3 separate regions of the Homo sapiens genome follow, and regions 1 and 3 are each linked to region 2. A link is a contact called in ENCODE Hi-C or POLR2A ChIA-PET data. All regions are on one chromosome and are shown on one strand. Each heading gives the region's core, a stretch centred on a gene start or an enhancer-like site at or near the end of the contact. The rest is flanking DNA. Distances are from core to core; before and after follow the strand shown. Region 1 holds the start of RIT1 (Ras like without CAAX 1). Region 2 holds the start of ASH1L (ASH1 like histone lysine methyltransferase). Region 3 holds the start of SLC50A1 (solute carrier family 50 member 1).

Region 1 (4,274 bases), core at 94-2,593, 350 kb after region 2:
CTCCAAGTGCAAGATGTCCAGGCTTGGCATGTCTGGGTTGTAAGAGTTCAGCAGCCTGGCTCTACTTGTTTCTCTGCTTCCTTTTGTGGAAGTTCAAACCAGCTGACTCACAGTTACAGAGCGAGTCTCAAGTCATACCCTTAGAGAAGTGACAGCAAGAAAAGGCTTCGTTAAGTGGCCTGTATACAACCATAAAAAAATACAACAAAGAGAGTTGTCCCATTAATGTTCAGTAAGAGACAAAGACTAAAGATGGCTTATGACATAAAGTCTGAAAAAAAAAGAAATATTCAGTTGCTTACCAACTGCTGATACCCTTGTTTCTAAATAAATCTGAATTAGACTCCAAAAAAGCCTCAAAATATAAATAGTTAGAAACTACTGATATTCATTAAGATATTTTTATGGGGTATATTTGGAAACATAAGTGATGATCTGGCTTACCAATGGTGGGATCATGATCTTCTGGGAATCGGTGGCTGATGAACTGCATGGTCATGGCTTCAAAAGAAGAAATAAAAGTCAAATCCTCACAAAGGTGACCCACAGAGAGAATTTTAAGTATTAACATTGCAAGATAGCAAGTATCCCATCTGGTCATTTAAGTACTTTTCATCCATGCTTCCTGTCAAATGGAAAATGTTACCTACCACTCTTCCCTACACCACCAGCACCCAGCATCACTAGTTTGTACTCCCGTGAGAGCCCAGCGGGGCTGCTACAGCAGCTACCAACTGGGCGAGTTCCAGAATCCATTGTCCTCTTGGGGCCTTCCTCGGTTGCCCCGAGGAAAAGCCACCTAGAAAAGGAGGAGGAAATGCTTAATCCAGGATGGAGACACCACGGCGACAGCCCTCAAGCCAGTGCCTTACCTTTCCATACATATTCTGGCCTGTCCCTCTTACTCTGGCCTGTCCCTCTTGCTCACCACTGCACCCTTTCGGGTGGCCCTAAGAAACCCCCCCATCTTCACCCTCCCTCCTAGACAGTTCAGTCACATGACACATCACAGGTTTTACTTTTTCCAAAGAGAAAAATAAAAAGATACAAATAAATTTACGTCTCGGCACAGTAGGGACAAGGAGAAAGTTTTGGGAAGAAAGGGATGCGGCCCCTTAGGCCGCAGGGGTTCTCTCACGTCTGCGGTACCCAGAGGTTCCGCCCCCTCCCCATTCTCCTCCGAACCCCCTCCCCACCCCCAGCTGCTGCTCCGCCGCCAGACTCCCCACCCCTCTACCTCACAAGCCGACGCCCTGCTGCTCCTACTGGTCAGTGGGGACTGGAACACCACAGCCGGTCGGGTCACGCACTTCGTCTTCCTTCACTCGCGGAGGCTCCGGCACTGACCTGTGACCCCTCCCGCAACCGAGTAAGATGGCGCCACCGGCGCCCGAGTCGCGGAAGGAGGGGCGGGGCCACTCAGTGACGCCCACAGCCTGCCCCGCCCTCTTCCCGCCCCTCCCAGGTCCCTAAAACCCAGTTCCGGGACCCACCGCTGAAGGTCCTCTGGTCACCTACCCAACCTAGGGTGTATGCACTCACAGACAAGGGTATTTAATCACGAGTAGAAAGTAAATTATTTACACAAAAGGGAAGGGAGTACGTGATAAGAGACATGCAGGGACACTTAAATTAACAACTTACCGAGGGTTGTTTGCTGCTTGTGGGAAAAAAAAAAACCCAAAACTAATTTGACCCAATGTAATGAGAGGAAGGGAGGACAGGGGCACCCCCCAAATCCTCCTAAAACACAGGATTTCAGTCAAGTCTACCGGGGATGACTACTCATAGGAGAAAAATGACTTTCCTAAAGGAGCGGCCACAATGACTTTTGCTATTGAAACCTAAATTCATTCTCAGAAACCAGATGTTCACAACACTCCCTAATCAGAGTTCTGTATGTATTTTAAACACGTATAAGACACACAAAAACTTGTTTTAAATAAATGTACCACACTCTGGCAGGAAAGAGAGCTCTGAGTTAACAGAGGCCTTGAGTTAAATACAGAACTGAAGCGCAGCCACTATAACCATATTCCCCTCTATTTACGTAGCACAGGTGCTAGAAGAAACTGACACGAAAATTGTTCTCATGCAGCTCTGCCTACCACTGTTCTTTTTAAATGTCTTTCTGGGCCGGGCGGGCGCGGTGGCTCACACCTGTAATCCCAGCACTCTGGGAGGCCGAGGCAGGTGAGTCATGAGGTCAAGAAATAAGAGACCATCCTGGCCAACATGTAAAACCGTCTCTACTAAAAATACAAAAGAATTAGCTGGGTGTGGTGGCATGCGCCTATAAGTCCCAGCTACTCGGGAGGCTGAGGCAGGAGAATCACTTGAACCTGGGAGGTGGAGGTTGCAGTTAGCTGGCTGAGAGGGTGCCACTGCACTCCAGCCTGGCAACAGAGCAAAACTCCGTCTCAAAATTTAAGTCTTTCTGGCCAGGAGTGCTGGCTCACGCCTGTAATCCCAGGACTTTGGGAGGCTGAAGTGGGCTGATCACTTGAGGATCAGGAGTTCAAGACCAGCCTGGCCAAAATGGTGACTCCCTGTCTCTACTAAAAATATAAAAATTAGTTGGGCATGGTGGTAGGTGCCTATAATCCCAGCTACTCAGGAGGCTGAGGCTGGAGAACCACTTGAACCCAGGAGGTTGCGGTGAGCCAGGATTGCACCATTCCACTCCAGCCTGGGTGACAGAGCGAGACTCCATCTCAAAAAAAAATAAAATGTCTTTCCAAGAATAACATATTTCCTTTAAAACCCGCTTCATTCATGAAGTCCTTTTAATACGCTGTTAAATAAAGGAGGGCTAAAATATGAAAATGGAAAATATCCAGCATAATAATCCTTAACCTTTTCATTTGAACTTTAAGGGTACATTTTGCAGTTACATAACTCTGGGAACTATATGCAAACCTTGGGGTCTGTATATGTATTTTTCTGGTAATGTTATAGTTGCATTGTGCTATGAGTAAAAAAGTTTATGAATTTCAGTGTATGGATGGGTTGTGGAAGAAAACAGAGAAACCACAAGCAGAATATTTATAGATTTATTTATAATGAAATTATGGTCTAAATATTTACAACATATAGGAAACCAGAGGATAAGTTTATACAAAGCCAGCCTGCAAAGTATTCAAATGTGCAAAAATGACAGTTCAATATCTCAAACTATTCCTGGTTCAGCAGACTAGCTCCTTCACTTTCACACATCAATATTTGATACAAAAAGTTATTTTGGCAAAATCTGTAATGCCAAGAAAAAGGACAATTTGCAATTTCAGTCATTAAGTCCAAAATCCTATAGCCAGCAGTCAGATCTCTCTGTTTTAGCTGCAACCAGTTCTGGGAGAGAGAGACCACTGTATTTCATTTCTGTGATGAGTTCTGACCAGTTTTAGTCAAGAAGTTTTCTCTGACCCAGCTGAAGACAGGATCTTAGAAGGGCAATAAAAACAGTAATGGCTATGAGACCAATGTGCCTGAAGGTGCCAGCTTTGGATCACCCCAATTAAAAAACACAATGAAAAAATAATTTCATTTTCCTATCCAGGATCCAGCTATATCCAACAGTTTTAAATGAGACAGCATTTTCCAAAACAGAAATAATCCAAAACAAAACAGGGATGCAGATCTGTCAGAATTAAATACTGAAAAGGACGGTCTTAAAATCATTTCCCCACTAATAAATAGTAAGGCTCTGTTTGTAACCAGTTATATATCAAAATTGACCAAACAGTAGTAAAATACAAATAAAACTTTCTTTATGTCAGAACTGGGGCTATTCACCTGGAAAAGGCTGACCAGGTCAAATGTGTATGGGAACGACCCTGTTAGGATGCTTTGTTGGACAAGCACATTTCACCAACTGTTAAAAAGCTTCTGAGATAAATTTGTGATTCTAATTAAATTTTAACAGATTCTATGCCACTGCAGAAATAAGGATTTTTGTGGTTGTTAAGGAACCCCTTTAAGAAAGGGGGGCACTGAATCTCTAACTTCTGCAAAGGTCCAGATGGTTCCCAGCACAGGCCCCAGAGTCTTGTTAAATCAAATGCATGCATTATTGCTAAGAAGAGTCACTGAGGGTCAAAACTCTGTTCCACTGTTTCCTAGGGAGCCATCCAGAATGGCATCTGTTGTTTAGCTCGTGGTTGTGATGAAGGATATTGGTATCCCAAACTCCAGCCCTGTGGAAAACTACTTGCATTTTTATGACCTCCATGTTCCTCCTCTTCATCAGATGAATCTGCAGCATAAGCCACCAAGCC
Region 2 (4,254 bases), core at 1,033-3,532:
TCTCTGGTTTTAATTCCACACCGCCTCCCTCAACTTAATACCCACCACTGTCAAAACAACTCCCCTCACGTTGTACCCAGGCTATTTACAGAGACACCTTGATTATCCTCACGCCAAGGCATGGACCATTTATTGAACAGGCAGTCAACAAATATTTGTTGAATGAATGAAAAAGGATCCTTCCTCCCACAGATTTCAAGTTAAGCTGTCAGCACCCATGCAGCTGCTCTGGTACAAGTTAAGCTGTGAAAGCCTTCTCTCCCTCACACATACAACCTCAAGTGTCAGAAATGCTCTGCTTCCTCCATAAATCCAAAATAATATAGTCATGGATATGCATTTCATACAGGTCAGACTCGGCAAGGACAGCTACGTTCCACATACATATCTGACACAATCGGTCTCCCCCAAATACAAGCCAACCAGTCTTATGTGCTCCTATCTTTCCAGCATACTCAGATTTGCCGACAAAGACTTCCTGAGGCACCATGGTATGCTGAATATACTGCTGCAGTAGTAGTGAAAATATGGGAGTTACAGTTCCAACTTTGTCACCAATTTAACATGCGGCCTTGGAGAAGTTCTCTCCTTATGCCTAAATTTCCTATTTTGTAAAATGGAAGAAAGCATCCTACCATTTTCACAGAGATTCAGTATCACAAAAAAACTGAAAGAGCTTTCTTATTGTATTGTAAACTATTACTATAAACCCGCGACAACAAATAAGGCCACCCATTCTTTACAACTTTGTAGTAATGATTCTGTTAAAGATATTTTGGCCCTTCACATTTACACAACTCACTCTAACCAAAGGCACAAACTATTCTTAAGACCACAACTGGCTATGCCAAGTTTCTCCCCTCCCTGACCTCACAGACACATGCTGTACAGAACACTACCATTGCCGCTCTTTCCCAACAAGTAACTAGGGGCTCCCAATCCCTAAAATACACACACATATCAACCTGCAAGGAACCTCCCAACATTTATTCAAGAAATAAGCTAACTTATAAGGGGAACTCCATTACACTTACACAAATAAAGGCAAACTCTTACGGAAACACTTGCCATCCTCACATACACACACCAACACAGCCGCTACACACCAACAGACCATCTGTCTGCTAGACCAAAAACATCTCTTTCCATGTACAAACTAACCAGTGACATTTATTAAACTTACAACACTGAGATCATCCTGTCGTTCCCACATACCGTTCAACGCGGCAGGGACACCACAGACCTTGTCACACAGGTAAAATCCCCTCTCAAGATCGTGTCCTCGACCACTCTTATCCCTTAATTAAACACACACAAACTGGACTATGGGGGAGGCTCCGATCATGCCTACAAACACAAACTAACCTGTCAGGGGCACAGCCGACTCCGCCTCCACTCGCTTACTTCCCAGCCCCCTCCGGGAGTCTGCCTGTCAGGGACACCCCTTCACCCCGCCTGGAGGGACTTCCCGGTAGGCTCAGGATCCCCCTCCCTGCTCTCCCCTCCCCCATCTTCACCACTGCTCTCTCAGAGATCCAGGTCCGGGAGATGACAGTGGCTCCCAGAAAGCCCAGGATTCAATCGCTGAGAGAGTGCTTAGGCCCGAATGCCGGCCCAAATCGTTCTACTCACCGTGTCGGAGGCCGAGGCCGAGGCCGAGAGCGATGAGAGTGCAGGGAAGTGGGGAAGAGGGGGTGGCCGCCAGGCTCCTCCGCTTCCCTGGGTCCACGGCGGATCCCTCCCGCTTGTCAGGAGGCGGCCAGCGGGTAAGCTGACTGGCGGAAATGCGAGAGAGGAGAAGGGAAAGGTGGAAGGCTAAAGGGGGCAAACTGAGGGGAGGCGGGTCCCGCAACCGAGACTGGGATCGTCTCCCCTCCGCAAAGCGAACCCAAAATGGCGGCGGGAGCGGCGGCGGCGGCGGCGGCAGCAGCAGAGTGGCGGCGGTGGCGGCGGCAGCTCCTCCAGAGGGAGGGAGCGAAGGGCGCCTAGCGCCCCCCTCAACCTTCCACTCCTTCCTCCTTGCGTTCTTTCCCACCGTCCCCCGCTCCGCCCGACTCCGTCCGCGTAGCGCGCACGCCCGCCCGCACGCGTACGAGTGTCTACGGGCTCGTCGCTGGCTGCTCCCACCAACCACCACCTTCGGCCGCCCCGCGCGCCAGCCAGCCCGTACGCGCTCACCCACAGGAACCCCCTCGTCCAGTCCCTCACTACCCCTCAGGCCCTGTCAAGCCGGCGCCGGCGCAGGCCCTCACGCGTACCTTCAACGGCGCAAGCCCAAGCCTCCTCCTCCTCCTCCTCCACCTCCTCTTCTCTCCTCCCCCCCCTTCCCCGCCCCCACGGCCACCAACCGCCGCCACGGCCGCCGCCGCCGCCGCCAGCCCCCCCTACCACCCTCCACCCCTCGCGCGTGCGCCTCCCACAATCCCCCCCGCGGGACTGTTCCATTCCTGTCGGCTGCAGGGGCAGGAGAGGAAGGGACGGGCCGAGCGGGTCGGGGCTTGCCGTTTGACTGGAATTGCCAGAATGGCGGACCGAGCCCCACGACAACCTACCTCCCTGGGCTCCTCGCCGCAGCGCTGCGGCTCGCCTCCCTCTGCTCCTCCTCCTCCGCCGGATCGCGGCGAGCGGATCGAGGACTGCCTAGCGCCCCTCTGCCCACCGGTGGTTGGAGGCCGCGGCGGCTGCGCGTTGAGTCGTTTCCTGCCGGTTGACCTGAGCCTACTTCGCAGTAGCAGGACCGCTGCTGTGGAGCTGGTCGCAGGCGGTGTGTGCCGGTCGCCTAGTCAGGAGAACTAGTCCTCGACTCACGGTGAGGGAATGGACCGACACGGGTATTGTACCGCTGAGGGAAAGGAGCGGGACTCCGGACCTCCAGGAGGTAGGGAGTGAGGCCAGTAGGACCGGCGCGCCTCCGGGGGGATTCCTCCCGGGCGTTGAGTTGCCAACCTGGGACCCGAGGAAGATCGGCGTGGTGGTGTGCTTTTTGTTGTTGTTAACCCTCCTCGGATTTCTCGAATTTCACACCACTGTCCATATGCGATGATGTTTGTTTGCCCTTGACGCACTTACTCATGGATGGTACTTCTTCAGCCTCGTTAGACAGCCTGGTGATGGAGGATGAAGAAACCATGTGCTTTTCATTCAGTTCTGGACTTAGTCTCCCTTTTCTTCCTTCAGCAAGTTATTTTTGTTAGTTCCTTATCAAAAAGTGTACATAAAAATTAGGCAACTCCAAACATGCCTCCAGGGTTAATGTGTGAAATAATAAGATAATATATGTAAAGTGGAATTAGCTCCTAGGCATAGGGAAAGTGCAGAATATTGCCGTGTTGTCATTTACAGTTCTGTTGATGTCGATAACGTTTGTGGGTGTAATTGGTAGTGTTCTGTCCCTCCAAGGAGTTAATAAAACAAAGCAAACATAGGCCTGTTAGGTTTCTGTGGCTACTGAATATTTGTTTCTCAAAACACTTGACTGATATTTGATAATTGAATGCAGCAGAAATACGGACGATTAAAGTCCACAAATAATTCCAAAGTTTACTTGATCTAGTAGTTTTTACCTTTACCTAAAGGGTAAAGCAGAATAAATTACCGGAAGGATCTACTTGGGTTTCCCTTTCCTTCACATTTGTGGACTCCTGGGGATCCAGGAAGTAATTCAGAAATGACTGTTCAAAAGCCCATGCAAGGCCGGGCGCGGTGGCTAACGCTTGTAATCCCAGCGCTTTGGGAGGCCAAGGTGGGCGGATGACCTGAGGTCAGGAGTTCGAGACCAGCCTGGCCAACATGGCAAAATCCCGTCTCTACTAAAAATACAAAAATTAGCCAGGCGTGGTGGTGGACGCCTGTAATCCCAGCTACTCAGGAGACTGAGGCAGGAGAATCGCTTGAACCTGGGAGGCGGAGATTGCAGTGAGCCGAGATGGTGCCATTGCACTCCAGCCTGGGCAACAAGAGCGAAACTCCATCTGAGGGAAAAAAATAAAAATAAAAAGCCCTTGCAACCTCCAAAATTCAAGTAGACAGTCCCAAATTTCCCCTTTAGGATACGTGGATTAAGTGTTGTTTACTTGTTTCGTTTCTTTAAGGTAAAGAGGAAAGCAGCCTTAATTACCTCATTGTATATTTTCCTAACCAAGTCCCACACTTTCATGGAGCCCACTTGTTTACCGATCTTTTGTTAGTTGCTTCATGCGTGCAAGTGTATTATGCTACCAATAACTTGTTTTATCTGAGAACAGGGACTATGTC
Region 3 (4,004 bases), core at 417-2,916, 430 kb before region 2:
CATAAGCTATCACCTAGCAGCCTCAAAACGGGTCAGTATTAAGGTTTTCAACCGGAAGGAGGCCAACCAGCCCGACAGTGCCATCCCCACCTTCACCTCGGAGGGATGGAGAAAGAAGTGGAGACAGTCCTTTCCCACCATTCCTGCCTTTAAGCCAAAGAAACAAGCTGTGCAGGCATGGTCCCTTAAGGCACAGTGGGAGCTGAGCTGGAAGGGGCCACGTGGATGGGCAAAGCTTGTCAAAGATGCCCCCTCCAGGAGAGAGCCAGGATGCCCAGATGAACTGACTGAAGGAAAAGCAAGAAACAGTTTCTTGCTTGGAAGCCAGGTACAGGAGAGGCAGCATGCTTGGGCTGACCCAGCATCTCCCAGCAAGACCTCATCTGTGGAGCTGCCACAGAGAAGTTTGTAGCCAGGTACTGCATTCTCTCCCATCCTGGGGCAGCACTCCCCAGAGCTGTGCCAGCAGGGGGGCTGTGCCAACCTGTTCTTAGAGTGTAGCTGTAAGGGCAGTGCCCATGTGTACATTCTGCCTAGAGTGTAGCCTAAAGGGCAGGGCCCACGTGTATAGTATCTGTATATAAGTTGCTGTGTGTCTGTCCTGATTTCTACAACTGGAGTTTTTTTATACAATGTTCTTTGTCTCAAAATAAAGCAATGTGTTTTTTCGGACATGCTTTTCTGCCACTCCATATTAAAACATATGACCATTGAGTCCCTGCTAAGTGCGAGGCTCTCTGTGCTACAACAGTAGCAACTGGGTTTGAATTTCTTTCTCTCCAAAGAATGTGTGCCCCTCACGAGGCCAAAAGGGTGGGATGTTTCCTCCTCTGAGGGCTGTCCAGGACCGGAGTGCTCCTGACAGCTGTCTCTCGGGTTCTGAGCTGCACTCCACTCTGGAAGTTCTTCCTATCCGACCTCTACCCCACTCCCACTCCGTCACCGCAGGGCTTTGGCATACTACCATTCAGGTACTCACGCTGTTTCGGTGAGTCAGGGAAGCTGGGAACGCCAGCTGAGGCATGCGGCCCCGCCCCACAGCCACACTAGCAGAGACGTGTGGGAGGCTGGGAGGGAAAGTTCCCAGTAACAAGTGGGTTGGACCGGGGGTCAGTGATAGAGGCGTCAGTGGATTGGCCACGTCATGTAAAGTTGACCCGAGAGGGAGGGCAAAAGAGGAAGGCTTGGTGATTCCTGGTAATGTGTTATTTTGAGAAAAAGCTTCGGCAGCACACTCCAGAAAAAAACTTCCCAAACCCTGGGCAACTGAGGTTCTGATGTGGAGCTCTGGATGGAAAGCGTGCTGAAGTCTTGTTAAACTAGCAAGCTTTTGTTTGGAGGTCCACCGCCGAAGGCGCACAGGCCTGTGGGAACACGAGCGTTGAGACTGGGGGCGTCTAGATGATCCAAGGGGTAGGCAGAGTGTGAGCAGCGGCAGGTATCGGGGACACACCCGCGGAGCCCTAGGAAGGGGACTGACCGGGACATGGAAGAGGTCTGGACCAGGGTACTGGGAAGGCGCTCGGAGGAGAGGGGCGCGAGTTCCGGTTCGGCGTCGGAGGGAGGGTGGGGCTTCGGCGCAGTTTCCGGAGGGACGGCCCGAGCGTGCGGGGGCGGAGCCGAGTGCGCGGGGCGGGGCTCCAGAGCCGCAGGTCTGGGCTGCAGTAGGTCCCGGCAACCGCAGGCTCGCGGCGGGCGCTGGGCGCGGGATCCGACTCTAGTCGTAATGGAGGCGGGCGGCTTTCTGGACTCGCTCATTTACGGAGCATGCGTGGTCTTCACCCTTGGCATGTTCTCCGCCGGCCTGTGAGAGTGCGGCCGGGCTGGGTTGGGGAGGACTAGGCAGTCAGGAAAGGAGAGAGAGGGGACAGAGACGTGGCCACAGCACCTGGCTCGTCCGGAACCGGGATCAAAGTGGGATCGGGTCGAGGGGACCGGGGTACAAGGGCGAGGCTGGTCACTAGGCCTGAAGGAGAAGGCAGGATAGCTGGCGGGGGGGAGAGGGGGCGGGGTCTGCGGTGGTCCGGAAAGGATGACAGGCATTGGGCATCCCCCTCTAGCACTCTGCTTCTCCCTTCCCACCCCCACCCCTCCCTTCGGGGCCCCATTACAGCTCGGACCTCAGGCACATGCGAATGACCCGGAGTGTGGACAACGTCCAGTTCCTGCCCTTTCTCACCACGGAAGTCAAGTGAGGGGCCGACGGCTGCGGTAGTGGGAAAGGCTACCAGAGGGAGGTGGGGGCGGGGCAGGAGGAGCAAGAGTGAAAGAGGTTTGGCCGGGCGCGGTGGCTCACGCCTGTAATCCCTGCACTTTGGGAGGCCGAGACGGGCGGATCACGAGGTCAGGAGATCCAGACCATCCTGGCTAACACGGTGAAACCCCGTCTCTACTAAAAATACAAAAAATTAGCCGGGCGTGGTGCCGGGCGCCTGTAGTCCCAGCTACTCGGGAGGCTGAGGCAGGAGAATGGCGTGAACCCAGGAGGCGGAGCTTGCAGTGAGCCGAGATCGTGCCACCGCACTCCAGCCTGGGCGACAGAGCGAGACTACGTCTCAAAAAAAAAAAAAGAGTGAAAGACCCTTTGGGTCCTCCTCTCACACTGAACCCTTTGAGCCATGTCCATCCCCTCCACCCTGCAGCAACCTGGGCTGGCTGAGTTATGGGGCTTTGAAGGGAGACGGGATCCTCATCGTCGTCAACACAGTGGGTGCTGCGCTTCAGACCCTGTATATCTTGGCATATCTGCATTACTGCCCTCGGAAGGTAGAGGCCCTCCCTTGGACCCACCTATCTGCTGCACGCCCTGCCTTGCTGGCAGGGCAAACACTATTTCCTAGAAGACTGTAACAGCTGGCACTGCCACCTTTTCCAGGAAGGCCTCTCCAGCCTTGCAGGTCCCCTTCCTCTATGAAGCCAGCCTTCTGAGATGAACACATTGCCCCCATTTAGGCAAGGCTGGTAGCTCTGCCTAGCCTGAGATGCCTATGCTGCCTGCCCTGGGCTTCAGCCAACAAGCTAAGGGGAAAGGGCTTTTGTCTCTGATATTTCTTTCAGAGCCAGGGCCTGTGGGTGAGAATGAGATGATTAGCTCTGCGTCCCTGCTAAATCACACAAGCATTTATGAAGCTCCTACTGTGTGTGCCAAGCACACAGAAAAAAACACATATTTATCTCCCCCAGAAGTCTCCAGTGTTGTGGGTGGATAAGACTTTCCTATCAAGTTGGTGGTGGGAAAGAAGCTGTGACAGTGCAGTGCTGGAGGCCTAGACAGCTTGGCTTCCCCATTGGAGCACTGGAGAAGGCAGGATGAATTAACTCTAGCAGGGAAGTCAGAGTGCACATCTGGAAGTAAGGGTACTCTCTCCCCTGCAGCGTGTTGTGCTCCTACAGACTGCAACCCTGCTAGGGGTCCTTCTCCTGGGTTATGGCTACTTTTGGCTCCTGGTACCCAACCCTGAGGCCCGGCTTCAGCAGTTGGGCCTCTTCTGCAGTGTCTTCACCATCAGCATGTACCTCTCACCACTGGCTGACTTGGTGAGTGGGGGTGTCCAAGGAGGTAGGAGAGATAAGAGTCAGGCTCTCATAGCCAAATACTATGGCTTACAGTCCCGAGGAAGGGGAGATCCAAACCCTGGAAGAAGACAAGGCAGTAGAAGTGGGCGAGTGGGAGGCAGGAAAGGTTGGGTGACAGATCAGGGAGGGTGTCTGACCTTTTTCTTGAGGAAATTCTTAGGCAAGTGAAGCTTTACGATGTGCTTGGGCCAAGAGAGTCTTCCATTCTTTCCCACAGGCTAAGGTGATTCAAACTAAATCAACCCAATGTCTCTCCTACCCACTCACCATTGCTACCCTTCTCACCTCTGCCTCCTGGTGCCTCTATGGGTTTCGACTCAGAGATCCCTATATCATGGTAAGCACAACTGGGATGGGGTGACAGGGGTGCAAGATGGAAAACTGGCTCCTCTCCTCATAGCAGTTCTTGTGATTTCAGGTGTCCAACT

What was found. A loop is a pair of places that touch in the nucleus more often than their neighbours do. ChIA-PET counts read pairs that join two places held with the same protein, here RNA polymerase II (POLR2A). Pooled maps may share reads with other maps.
Region 1: a pooled map shows a loop between it and region 2 (7-fold over the local background). The contact joins the promoter of RIT1 here to the promoter of ASH1L in region 2. A Hi-C loop is called at or near these places in 7 of 50 pooled maps. POLR2A ChIA-PET finds 5 or more read pairs at or near these places in 2 of 52 experiments (Caco-2 and WTC11).
Region 3: a loop to region 2 is called in a pooled map, with 6 times the contacts of the local background. The contact joins the promoter of SLC50A1 here to the promoter of ASH1L in region 2. A Hi-C loop is called at or near these places in 8 of 50 pooled maps.

Annotation. Positions count from the first base shown.
Region 1 is chr1:155,910,006-155,914,279 of GRCh38, forward strand. RIT1 (Ras like without CAAX 1) reads right to left here and starts at 1,344. Exons shown (of 6, transcript NM_006912.6): 1 at 1,238-1,344; 2 at 651-799; 3 at 445-501. The coding sequence starts at 756. KHDC4 (KH domain containing 4, pre-mRNA splicing factor) reads right to left here. Exons shown (of 14, transcript NM_014949.4): 14 at 3,040-4,274. The coding sequence ends at 4,116.
Region 2 is chr1:155,560,521-155,564,774 of GRCh38, forward strand. ASH1L (ASH1 like histone lysine methyltransferase) reads right to left here and starts at 2,283. Exons shown (of 28, transcript NM_018489.3): 1 at 1,633-2,283. ASH1L-AS1 (ASH1L antisense RNA 1) reads left to right here and starts at 1,522. Exons shown (of 2, transcript NR_147964.1): 1 at 1,522-1,766; 2 at 2,730-3,424. It also overlaps a transcript of MSTO1 not described here. RefSeq lists silencers at 58-352, 2,074-2,223, 2,274-2,413, 3,498-3,792 and an enhancer at 2,302-2,869.
Region 3 is chr1:155,134,186-155,138,189 of GRCh38, forward strand. It overlaps SLC50A1 (solute carrier family 50 member 1), which reads left to right and starts at 1,667. Exons shown (of 6, transcript NM_018845.4): 1 at 1,667-1,806; 2 at 2,114-2,191; 3 at 2,643-2,766; 4 at 3,376-3,537; 5 at 3,794-3,913; 6 at 3,995-4,004. The coding sequence starts at 1,727. It overlaps EFNA1 (ephrin A1), which reads left to right. Exons shown (of 5, transcript NM_004428.3): 5 at 1-714. RefSeq lists an enhancer at 1,108-1,197 and a silencer at 1,468-1,707.